Linked DNA regions of Mus musculus: all the other regions are linked to region 1. A link is a contact called in ENCODE POLR2A ChIA-PET data. All regions are on one chromosome and are shown on one strand. Each heading gives the region's core, a stretch centred on a gene start or an enhancer-like site at or near the end of the contact. The rest is flanking DNA. Distances are from core to core; before and after follow the strand shown.

The links. ChIA-PET counts read pairs that join two places held with the same protein, here RNA polymerase II (POLR2A).
Region 2: POLR2A ChIA-PET joins it to region 1 with 21 read pairs in embryonic stem cell. The contact joins the promoter of Aaas here to the promoter of Tarbp2 in region 1. POLR2A ChIA-PET finds 5 or more read pairs at or near these places in 4 of 5 experiments (Patski and embryonic stem cell).
Region 3: POLR2A ChIA-PET joins it to region 1 with 12 read pairs in Patski. The contact joins the promoter of Pfdn5 here to the promoter of Tarbp2 in region 1. POLR2A ChIA-PET finds 5 or more read pairs at or near these places in 3 of 5 experiments (Patski and embryonic stem cell).
Region 4: POLR2A ChIA-PET joins it to region 1 with 19 read pairs in Patski. The contact joins the promoter of Calcoco1 here to the promoter of Tarbp2 in region 1. POLR2A ChIA-PET finds 5 or more read pairs at or near these places in 2 of 5 experiments (Patski and embryonic stem cell).

Annotation. Positions count from the first base shown.
Region 1 is chr15:102,516,658-102,519,537 of GRCm38, reverse strand. It overlaps Tarbp2 (TARBP2, RISC loading complex RNA binding subunit), which reads right to left and starts at 1,346. Exons shown (of 9, transcript NM_009319.3): 1 at 936-1,346; 2 at 247-416. The coding sequence starts at 988. Map3k12 (mitogen-activated protein kinase kinase kinase 12) reads left to right here and starts at 2,534. Exons shown (of 16, transcript NM_001163643.1): 1 at 2,534-2,750.
Region 2 is chr15:102,349,402-102,352,467 of GRCm38, reverse strand. It overlaps Aaas (achalasia, adrenocortical insufficiency, alacrimia), which reads left to right and starts at 1,709. Exons shown (of 16, transcript NM_153416.2): 1 at 1,709-1,972; 2 at 2,388-2,515. The coding sequence starts at 1,850. Gm36246 (predicted gene, 36246) reads right to left here and starts at 1,641. Exons shown (of 3, transcript NR_155425.1): 1 at 1,556-1,641.
Region 3 is chr15:102,324,576-102,327,557 of GRCm38, reverse strand. Pfdn5 (prefoldin 5) reads right to left here and starts at 1,442. Exons shown (of 6, transcript NM_027044.3): 1 at 1,298-1,442; 2 at 1,023-1,125; 3 at 709-740. The coding sequence starts at 1,369.
Region 4 is chr15:102,720,830-102,723,792 of GRCm38, reverse strand. It overlaps Calcoco1 (calcium binding and coiled coil domain 1), which reads left to right and starts at 1,615. Exons shown (of 15, transcript NM_026192.3): 1 at 1,615-1,746.

The DNA.
Region 1 (2,880 bases), core at 97-2,596:
CAATGTCTCATTTACTCTTCCTCTGGGGTGATAAAGTAGCAGATCTCTGTGACATTTCCTGTTCTCGCCAGTGAGTCTCTCGGGTCCCGTCCACCGTCTCACAGCCCTGTTCCAATCCTTCTTTCCCCCTGAAATATCTCCATCCCTCCCTGGCTTTAAAGGAGAGGACTGTGAGGTGATCGCATGATATTAAGCCACGGGCCCTGTGAATGCACACCCCAGCCAGGCTGCCCAGGCCTTCCTCACCAGTGCAGCTGGTGTCGCCAACGGTGACCCGAAAGGTGAAATTAGGTTGATGGGCTTGGCCCTCGGCTTTGAGAAGGTCGTACACGGGCGTCTTTCCTATTCTGGTCCCATACTCCTGAAGAAGGCTGATCGGGGTCTTGCCCGGGTTGGCGGCCAGCATTTGCTCTATGCTGGGAAGGGGCACAGACCAACATCACACTTCCCCTTTCGGCACCCACCTGGCAAATCACTGTCACATTAGACCTAGCCACATTATAGGGTCCATGAATTCCCAGGCAGTATAGCATCCATTGGCTGGGTTAAAAGTTAAGGTGCATGAGGGAAAGCAAGGTCCCAAGGCAAGTGGAGAATGTACTGTTCTCAGTTAAGGCGAGGGATCCTGTGCCGTGGTGCTGGTTGAACGTGCATTTCCCCCGACACAATACAATTCGGGAACCCAGTACCCACCAAATACACTGAACGTCGGGGCATAAAGCCCAGGGCTCTAGTGCAGTCTGGGAATCAAGCCAACCCCAAACTAGAGCTGGAGGCGTTGGCCACAGCCCCAGTGCATGCCGGGAACCTCTGCCCACTACCCCAGTGCTTGCTGGGAACAACCCTCAGGCCAGGTGCATGCTGGGGCCGCGCCGCCGCCCCTCCTCACCACCTCACACTTTTCGTCCTTCAGGAATCCAAGCGAGGCAGCTCACCTGGGCAGCCCGCAGCCTGTAGTAGTGCCGGAGCCCTGATCCTCTTCACTCATTCCCTCCTCCGTCCCCGCGGGCGCCACCGTGACTACAGCCTCCACGCACCCCAGTACACCGCCGAGGAGCTAGGGCCGGGGCCAAGCCCGGAGTCGCGGCCGGTAGGGCCCGCCGCGGGGCATGCTGGGATCTGGAGTCCCCCGCCCACTCGGCTCCTTGTGTCTTCTTATGGATCCGAGCTACCCGCCCCACAACCCTCAGCGAGACTCGCCCGGGCATCTGCACCGCCTTCTGGGAGGAGCAGACCCTCGGCGGAAGCTTCCCAAGCTACTACGAGTGGGTTGGGTTTTTTGTTTTTTTGGTTTTTTTTTTTTCCTAATGTCATTCCCGCCTTCCTCCTTGCGCACCGCCTCCTCCCAAGCCGACACTGTGAGCATGCGTATTAGCTGCGTGTAGGCGGCCAGGGGCGGGGCGGTAAGGTCTGTCTCCCTGAGAGAACTACAGAACCCAGGCGCCAGCGCGTCATTCGGGCGCCGCTGCGGGCTTCGCTGCTTTATTGGCTATACTGAGAGCGACTTCCTGTAGGCGCTTGCAGATTGGTCACTTGGCCCAGAGGGCGGAGACGAGGAAAGGTGTAGCCTTCTCCTTGAGGAAAGGCTGTGATTGGCCGAAGTCCTTTTGCTGCCCCAGAGGGTGTGCCTTACCTGGCCACCCCCACCCCAGAGCTCTGGGGTTTTATAAGTCCGGAGTTCTCCTCAGACCCGGTCTCCCAGGCTGTAGCGTAAGCTTCTCAGCACTCCGTGTCAAAAAACCCGTTGCTTTTCTGTGGCTTGTCCTTCGCCTCTCTTCACTAACTCCACGCAGCCTGACAGGGTTCGTGCCTCTTTAGATCAGCCCTAGTGAACCTCTTTTAACTGTCCCGAGAATCATTAGATGGACCTTCTGTGTTTAGTCTCACCTGAAAGAGCACAGGAATAATTAACGAACTAATATACGCGCAGAGCTTAACGATTACCTTTGGCTCTCCAAAGCCTTGATACCACCAGAGTGAAAGAAATATGGGAAATCTTGTGACCTTGGACAGAAGGAGAAAGTGATACCACGAAAAACGTGATTCAAAGAGTGTTTTTTAAAATGGGTCTAGGATAAGATGTCTTGCTAGAAAGGAATAGGGTTAGAGGTAAGAGGAATCAGTAATGAAAACGAGCGATCGGTCATCCAGGAGCACAGAAGTGGGAAGGGACCTACGGCTGGGTGGATTCCAATTGGGTGAAAATGGAGCAGCGACGAGGGAAGGCCAGCTGGAGATGTCGGTATGACAAGGGACCAGTGCCAGAGCGTTGTGTATACTGATGGACTGCGCTCTCGGGGTGTAGGAAAGAATCTGTAAGACAGGTCACAAGGGGATCCTACAGATTCCGCATGAGGACCAAAGTGGAACTGCCGTAGAACACCTCCAGGAAGGAGCCTGGATCGCGCCGGATGGCAGCCACAGGCTCCTTTAAGAGGCCGGCGACTCCAGCGCAGCATCCCCCGCTCAGGGCGTGTCCGTCCCGGGGGGCCAGGGGCGGGGGCTTTGGAAGGAGCGGGAGTTCAAGTCGAGTGGGGACGGGGCTTCGAGTAGGGGGTGGGGGCTAAAAGCTGGGGCTGACACCCGTACACCTGAGTTCCACACGAGCATCGCCGGTGACAGCTCTCCAGGTCCGGTGGAGGGCAACGGGGGGAGGAGGGAAGGAGGAGGAGGAGGAGGAGGCGGGAGCAGCATCCGGAGCGGAGCTGCAGCAGCGCCGCCTTTTGTGCTGCGGCCGCGGAGCCCCCGAGGTGAGAGCCTGGGCGACTTGTGGGGGTGGGGGGCAGGGATGGGTTCGGGTCTTGGGATCCTGGCGTGGAGGGAGGGTCGGGATACAATTGTGGCGTGGTGGGGGAGGAGGTGACTCGAGGATGCTGAAGC
Region 2 (3,066 bases), core at 460-2,959, 170 kb after region 1:
AGAGCAGTTACTGTTCTTGCAGAGGATCCTGGTTCTGTTCCCCAAATCTACATGATGATTCAGAACCATCTGTAACTCCTGTTCCAGGGGAGTCCAGCGCCCTTTACTGGCTGCTGTGGACACTGCATGCATGTGGTGCACATAGGTGCATACAGGCAAAACACAAATTAAAAAAATATTTTTAAAAGCCCCTTATACTCCCTGTATAGTACTACAGGTGTGCATGCACCACCATGCCCAGTGACAAAAGTGCTCTCGAGGAGGAGGGTCAGGCTCAGAGTCAGTTTCAATTAAAGGCTAGGTGAGTCCATTTCTTTGGGTGTCAGGTGAGGCAGAGCATCATAGATTCAGGAGCAGGTGGAAGAGTTTGCTTATTCATAATGGCCAGGAAGCAGAGAGATAGCAATAGCAGGGAAAGGCTAATACCGTTCCTGTGAGTCTCACCATCCCACACTTCCCTCCCATTTGTCTATTCAGATTTTGAGCTCACAATTGAATTAAGTTAGAATTAAACCATCTAAACATCTCTCTGTAGTTCTAGCCCCCCCCCCAACCCCTTCAGTTTCAGAAAAGGTCTCAGGAGAGCATGGTGGTAGATCTTTAATCTCAGCACTCTTGGGAGATAGAGGTATGAATCTCTATGAATTCAAGGTCAGTCATGTCTACATAGCAAGTTCCGTGCTAGCCAGAGCAACATAGCCATACCCTGCCTCAAAATAAAGCCTAGGGCTGGAGAGATGGCTCAGCAGTTAAGAGCACTGACTGCTCTTCTAGAAGTCCTGAGTTCAATTCCCAGCAACCACATGGTGGCTCACAACCATCTGTAATGGAATCAGATACCCTCTTCTGGTGTGTCTGAAAACCATGAGAGTGTACTCATATAAATAAAACAAATCTTAAAACAAACAAACAAACAAACAACAAAGCCTAAATAAGACAAAGTCAGGGTGGTATGTATCTCAAGTTGGAAGAGAACTATGGAGTGGACATTCAGTGATCCTCCTGCCTGTACCTCCCAATGCTGGGATTACAGATCGGAGTCAACGGTATTTGGAGGCAGGGGCTTGCTACGCAGTCTACACTAACCTTTTATTCTTGTCCACATCCTGTAGGCATTACAGCCTTGGGCCAATATGCCCCACCAATGTCTGGTTTGTGTGTATTTTGGTCCAATCTGTGTCATTTTGCTACTGGTAGTTCAACGGTGCACTTTTGGGGTTATTGTAAGGATTATAGAAGCGTTTGTTAGTGATATACTCGGGAAAAGTTACTGTCCTTCCAGTGTCCGTCTCTCTCTTTCAGGACGCCTTACCCTGTGAAGTCCGTTCTGACTGTCCTCTAAAGTCTTTTTTGTTTTTTTTTTGGAGGTGGGGGGGCGGGGAAAGCTCACTGGTAGGATGACATCGTCTGTATATTCCTCAAGGATATTTACGGGGGTTGGAGAGTTTAATTAGGTACTTTCCTAAACCTGGCTTATTTTGGGCTTTTTCCGTACTAAGTAAGTGAGTGGGAGACGCTGCTGGGGATTCAGAGTTGGAAAAAACAGTAGTCTTACAGGAAACAAACCAAAACCAAACCGCGGCGCTCCTTACGCCACAGGTCGGTCCTCGGACGTGTCAGCGTCGTGCCCGCTCCGTACGCAAGGGGGCGCGCCAGGAAGTCCCGGAAGTCCGTCCCGAAACCCGACTCGGAACTTTCTTCCTTGCACTTCCGTTCAGCTTCGCGCAGTCGTTTGTCCTGTACGGCTACCCGTCCTCACACGAATCTAGCCCGGGAACTAAGATTCCGGGGAGCGCAGTCGTCACCAGCCGGGAGCCTGTCGATTCCAGACGCTCTCCGGACTGGCAAGATGTGCTCCCTGGGGTTGTTCCCCCCGCCGCCGCCTAGAGGTCAAGTCACCCTGTATGAGCACAATAACGAGCTGGTGACCGGCAACAGCTATGAGAGCCCGCCTCCCGACTTTCGGGGCCAGGTGGTCCGGGTGGGAACGCTGCGGTGGGGATGCGGAAAGTGGGAATAGAGGCGACGCGGCGGGGCTCGCTCACAAGTGATTGGGAACGGCATGACTCCCACAGGAGACTGGAGAGAACGAAATATATTTTAGGGCCTGTGTTACCCAGTTAGGCATGCCAAGGCATGTGAGGAGGTTCTAGGAGGGGTAGAGAAGATGATGGATGCCGTCCATCAGGTCTTCTCTAGTGTCAACCCTGTGAAAAACGATTGTGGTTTGCAGATGAGGACTGAAAATTTTCTGTCCCACAAGTGTTACATTTGTGGGTATGGGAAATGGGGCCGTGGAATCTCTTATGCCATAGGTTGGAGATGGCAAGGAGTTCTGTTAAGATTTGGGGAAGAGACTGACTGCCTCCCTCTCTTCTGAGGTATAGTGGATCAATCTTCCTGTCCTACACCTGACCAAGGATCCCCTAAAAGCCCCAGGGAGGCTGGACCATGGTACAAGAACTGCCTTCATCCATCACCGTGAGCAAGTGTGGAAGAGATGCATCAATGTTTGGTGAGGCATAGCAAACAGTGGCTTAAATAGGCCATGGTCTACCGAGCCTGCTTTGGGCAGCTCTTGAATGGCTGCTTATTGCAGTCTGTGTCTTCATATTACCACAAATCATATTAGGTGATCCATTTTTATTGTAAAACTCAAGGGTGTACCAGAAACCTCATTTATCCCTAATAGCTTGGCTTGATTTTACAAACCTGCTCTCAGCACCGACCTCATTTGCTTTTATCTGAAGCTCAGGAAAGTTAGGAAAAGGTTGAATTGATTCGTTAATATGTAGGACATGTAAGAATTAAAGCTGTGCTATCTTTTTTTTTTTTAACTGTACGTTTGGAAAAGTTACATAATTACTCTGTCCTAAAGCCAAACCCCTTTAAACCATGGTGACTAAATAGATACAAAGCACATAGAAGCATTTCCTGGCACATTAATCCCTTGATGTGTTTGCCATCCCCATTATTATCATTGCCATTATCTGTAAAAAGAATCCCTGGTGCCGGGCGTGGTGGCTCACGCCTTTAATCCCAGCACTCCGGAGGCAGAGGCGGGCG
Region 3 (2,982 bases), core at 193-2,692, 190 kb after region 1:
ACCTACACCATGTAGATGTTCGGAACCCAATTGGGTTCTCACTGAGAGCAAGTGCTCTTAACTGCTGAGCCATCTCTCTAGTTACAAATTATTACTACTTTTAAACTTACATGTATTTGGTCTGTGTGTGTGTTTTCACAAGTGTGCATGCCATGGAGCACGAAGGTCGGAGGACAACTTCTGGGAGTTGGTCTTCTCCTTCCACCCCATTAGTATCAGAAAGTTAGCTCAGTGTGTATGTGTGGGTTTTACGCTCTGCGTCGTCACCTTGCCGGCTCTATTGTTACTTAAAACAGTCTTCACCACTTTGCTATTCTTAGGTTTCTCTTTCGACTGTCATTTCCTGGTGGAAATGACAACAGGTCATTTCAACAGGAGGAAACAATCTACCTTTCACTATTAGAGATGAGCGGCAATTAAGGTGAAATTGAAAAAAGAGGCAAGTTCCCAATTTCAATATCCTAACATTTTTTCTACTGGCTTTAGCCAAATGCCAGCTTTGTCTCCATATTGACATCTCTAAACAAAGAGAAACACAACATTTCAATTCTTCACCGAACTCTGATACAAAGTATTACATGGACACTGGTGCAACGTTAGACAAGTGAGCTACGTTAAGTGTTCGACTGTTCTTAAAATCAAAACTCTCCCCGCTTTTGGGAAAGACTGTGGAAGAATGTAAGGTAGCATTTCCCGTGGAAAGGATACAGAACTCGTCAGTGGGACCAGTAATTCTTTTCCTGTGAAAGTAATAAAGACAAACAGCTGGGGAAGGCTAGCGGCTCCCACGCGAAGACGTTAGGGGAAGCTCCCAACAGGGCTCAGTGTTCACAGACAGTGAAAAGAACACAGCAACTGAGGAAATGTCTTGTACATTTTAGTTTTCTGTAGGCAACATGCGGGGGCTCCTGTGGCTACACACACACTAAGTAACAAACAGTTTTCTTTAACGAAAACTGGAACTAGGAAAAAGCGAAGGAGAAGCCGGCATCCCCAGGCGCCCTCACCCGCCTAGCCCATACCCTCGTTGCTCTTGTTCAGCACGTTCAGACAGTCCTTGGCTTCCACGTACTTGGTCTGGACCACCTTGAGCTGAGCAATGGACGTGGACAAAAACTCCACTTCCTACAGAAGCCGGGAAAAAACAAGGGGTCAGCTCAAGAAAGCGGGGCCCAGGCTGAGGGGGCGGGACCCGGGACCGGATAGGGGTTTCCCTGGGAAAGGAAGCCTCCCCGACCGGGCGGGCGGTCGGTCGGAGGATATGAAGCGCGAGGAAGGTGCTGGGACAGGTCCTCACCTGGTCCAGCTGGTTCTTGAGCATTTCCAGTTGTGGCAGATTCAGCTCCGTGATGTTAATCGACTGCGCCATGTTGGGAAGGAGGACTGCCGAAGAGGAAGCCGCCTGGGCGAGTGACGCTCTAGCCGCCCTCCGCGTTACCTCCGTGGTGCCGCCAGGGGATACGCTCTGCGCCCGTCGTCTCTATGATCCTGTGTTTCGGACCCGCTTTTCGGATCTCAAGCTTAATTAGAGAACGCAAGTTTTTCTTTTCTCAGAGTACACTAAAGCTAGCACGGTAATTTTGGCTTCCTGTCCCCATAACTCTAGGTTCTGCTGGCCTAGAAGTTTTGGCTCCAGAGAGGGGAGTGCTCCTACCAGGAGCTACAACAAACATTCCATTGAACTGGAAGCTCAGACTTCCCCTTGGTCATTTTGGGCTTCTAATGCCCTTAAACCAACAGGCTAAAAATGGAATAACAGTGTTAGGAGGGGTGATAGATCCAGATTACCATGGGGAAATTGGATTACCTCTTCACAATGGTGGTAAGCAAGATTATGTCTGGAGTGTAGGAGATCCCTTAGGGCGTCTCTTAGTACTACCATGTCCTGTGATTAAAGTCAATGGGAAACTACAACAGCCTAATCCAAGCAGGATGACAAAGGACACAGACCCATCAGGAATGAAGGTATGGGTCAATCCTCCAGGAAAAGAGCCAAGACCTGCTGAGGTGCTGGCTGAAGGTGAAGGAAATACAGAATGGGTAGTAGAGGAAGGTAGTTATAAAATTAGTTAGCAAACATGGCTTGGGCCTTCAAGGGACTCGAAACTCTCGGACTCACGACACAACCACAAGATTGTAAAGCGGTATAAGCTACTGCGCGTTGTTGGGACAAGCCCGCGACAGGACAGCAGGGAACCTGTGTTCTGACAGTACCACTAACGCGCTTTAAAGGATAAAGTGCAAGTGCCAAAAAGGAACAACTGCCAACCAACTACATTTATTTTTATGTCTCAGTATATATGCAGGCAAACCAAACCTAGGTCCTTTGAAAGAGCAACCTAGTGCTCATAACTGCTGAGTGTCTGTCTAGCCCCACCATTGTGTGTTGGATAGGAAGGGTCTGTGTGCTTCCCAGCAACTTTTTTTTTTTTTTTTAACAATATCAGCCAGATATTGGTGGTGCACACACACTTTTATTTATTTATTTATTTATTTATTTATTACATGGAAGTACACTGTAGCTGTCTTCAGACGCACCAGAAGAGGGCATCAGATCTCATTATGGGTGGTTGCTGGGATTTGAACTTTGGACCTTCGGAAGAGCAGTCAGTGCTCTTACCCACTGAGCCATCTCACCAGCACCCCCCCCCCTCCCAGAAACTTTTAAAGGTGTAGTTGTTGCAACAAACCATATGAGTAGCAAACCCCATTGAATCTGCTGCTGCCATTGCCAAAGTGTAGCAGCCTTGGTGGGAAGGGCAATGGTTTCTAAAATCATCCAGGATTCAAAGGCAGTGGAAGGATTAAAAACATCAGCATAGCCCTATCACTACCTTTCCTTTCTCCAGTGTGAACACTTTAACTGCCAGGGTATTGTTTTGTAGCACTGGCTAGCTGAAACTCAAAAGTAAAGACTCAGCTGGCCTTTACCTCATAGGGATGTTTGCCTCTCACTCTGTACATTTTGTTTTTGGACATAGG
Region 4 (2,963 bases), core at 366-2,865, 200 kb before region 1:
AAATGGGGATGATAATAGGGCATACGTTATGGCTGTTTAAAAACGCTGTAAGCATCCCAAACATGGAAGTTGTTATTACCTTAGCTCTATTTGAGACTGAGATTTTTACAAGCTTTCATTCTGAATGCAGACAAAATAAACATTTGAGACTTGAGTCTTTGGACAGGCTTCACTCGTAGCTAACCCAGGACCTTGAACTATCTCCCCATCCAGCAGCTTGTGCCCTAACTCATAAATCCTGACTAATGACACAGACATGTCATCTTAATGTTTGTGCAGCCCAGTGACTTAATGCTTGGAGATCTTCAAATGAAAGGCACCCAAGGACAGCATCAAATACCCTATTCAATCTTAAAAGGAAAAAAAAAAAAAAAACTACCAAAAAAAAAAAAAAAGTAAAAGAAGAGGCGCCGCCAGAACCTACTGCCACAGATAATTAGAATGGACCCAACCAGGAGAGGACAGCTGTCTTTCCGGCATAACTATTTATTTGTGAGACAGGGTCTCCTGTGTAGCCTGAGTCAGAATCGAAATCTCCAGGATCTCCCTGCCTCTGCCTCTTCAATTGCTAGGGTTATAGGTGTGTAGCATTACATCTCACTTAATCCTTTAATATTGAGAAAGGGGGGGGGGGTTGAACTCTTCCAGGGTTGGAGGCCACCCACAACGATGAGGACGGTTCAAGTCCTTAAGTGACTGCGGTGTGGGAACAGTGTGACTCTTTCGCCTATCAAAACAAAACAAAACAAACAAACAAACAAAAAACAACCCTATAGCAACAATTGTATTGTTGCTCTAATTAATTTAAGCCAGTTAAAAGGCTTGGGCAAACAAGCCTCTCTAAGTAGCTTGTTGTGAGCTGTGGCAGTCCTGCCAAGCTCTCTCTTCAACCGCATGCTTTTCATTCCACAGCCTAGCCACCATTTCAAGCTATGTCCCCTAATCCTAGCCCCAGAAGCCACTCCAGGGGGAGCACGTGCAGGTGTGGTATGTGTGTGTGTGTGTGTGTGTGTGTGTGTGTGTGTGTGTGTGTGTTATCGGACCCCTTGGCATGGAAATCTTCTCAAGCTGGAACCAAACAGTAAGCTTTGAGACTTTTACAAGCTCTGTCAACCCTGAAGTCAGAACAAGCTAAAAATAAATAACCACTACCACCCCTGTGAGTTTCCCCACCCACAACATGGTGGCTGTAGCTCGTAGCTTGGGAGAGGCCTGGCAGAGTTCTACAGTTTCATAGCCCTGACCCTAGAGGATTCCTTAGACAAGTTTTTTCTTTTGTAAGTAGATATAACACTACAGCCTATCTTGTAAAAGCGAACAAGAAGGCTGTGCTGGAAGCGTTCCGCCCCACCGAAAAGAGCTGTGCAGAACGCGTTAAAGCCGTCAACTCTCCCACTAAGCATGCTACGAACCAGCAGCCTCCACTAGATCAGCCTGCCCTTTCTTAAGGAATCATGGGCCGTGAAGTCCTTTGGAAGACACACCCTCCTGAACTGCCTCGGGAGTAAGAACTACATCTCCCGGGATGCCACGCTGAGTCCATCACCGCCCCGCCCTCTTCCCCGCCCCTCGCGCGCAGCCTCCTGGGACATGTAGTTCCACAGGTAGAAAAGTAGACAGTGTCGAGTCATAGAAGAACCACAAGCCCCAGAAGCTCTCGCGTCACTCTTCCCCTCCCCTCCTATAGTCGGAGTGCTGTTTTTGTTGTTGGTGAAAGGTGAGGGGAACAGCTGATCCGTCCGTGGGGTAAGAAACTTGGCCTAACTGAGGGTGGGCTTACGCGGGGGTGGTCAGCCCGCTTCTCAGCCTGCGAAAGGCTAATCCGAGAGAACTGTAGAAGAGGACGGTAGGAGCGTTTAGGTTTTAATACTTTACGCACTAAGGAAGCCTCCCCCACGTTTCGGTTTTGTTGGTTTCAAGGGGGGCCTTGAGGAGTAGCCCGCATTGTCCTCACTTTCTTGCGGGGCCTCCTCAGTAAAGCTCGATCCGATTATGGAAGCTTGAAGGGACTGAAATATTTGCTTAATCTTTTCCAGGCAAGTCTTTGCCCTCACAGACCTTCTCTCTCTTACCCAAATCCAAAGATCCAAAGGCCTTTACTACGCTGAATCCCTGAGGGGAAAACTTCCAACTTGTGGAACGCCAAAACGCTGAGAGCCCTACAGTGGAGAGGGGACACACACACACACGCACACACAGAGAGGGAGAGAGAGAGAGAATGCATTTGAACATCAGCATCTGACCACATACACTTTCAGTTCTGAAGAATATCTGCAGCTGTTACAGATTGTCTTTGTGGGAAAGGAGGGGTTTGGGGTTCTCAACGGGTAGAACTTTAGAGACAGATCTCACTCTAACCTAAGAAGACTTATATTGAAGAAAACACGGAGTAGCTGTAATGAGAGATTTTTCATAGATGAAAAAAAAAAAGCCGACAAAGAAACTGTTTCCTATTGCATTGCTGGCCCACCTTTCCTTCTCCATGGAGTGTTTAATTTCTTTTAAAGTTCCTCCCCCACTGTCTCAGCCTGGTGTGGGTTTGTGATGTTTGGGGGTGTGCATATGACTAGTGGTGATGTCTGATTGGACACATCAGCTGCACCTGACACAGGAAGCAGATGTGTGGGCTAGAGAAAAGGGCTGCCTCCCCGCTCTGGACTGAGGTGTATTTTTTTTTTAAGTTAATATACAGTGAGTTTCATTTCAAACATGTACACCATCCATACTTTGTTCTTATTCATCTCTGAGTACTACTCTGTTTTAACTTTTTTTTTTTTACTTCTGTGTGTGTGTGTCTGTCTGTCTGTGTCTGTGTGAAGATAGGTGTACAGAAGTCTGAGCACAGCTTGGGGATATCAGTTCTCTTCTCCCAACCTTGAGTTGGTGGCAAGCACCTCTACCCACCCAACTATTCTACCCCCTGAACTCTTGATTGTTGTTGTTGCTATTATTATTATTATTAT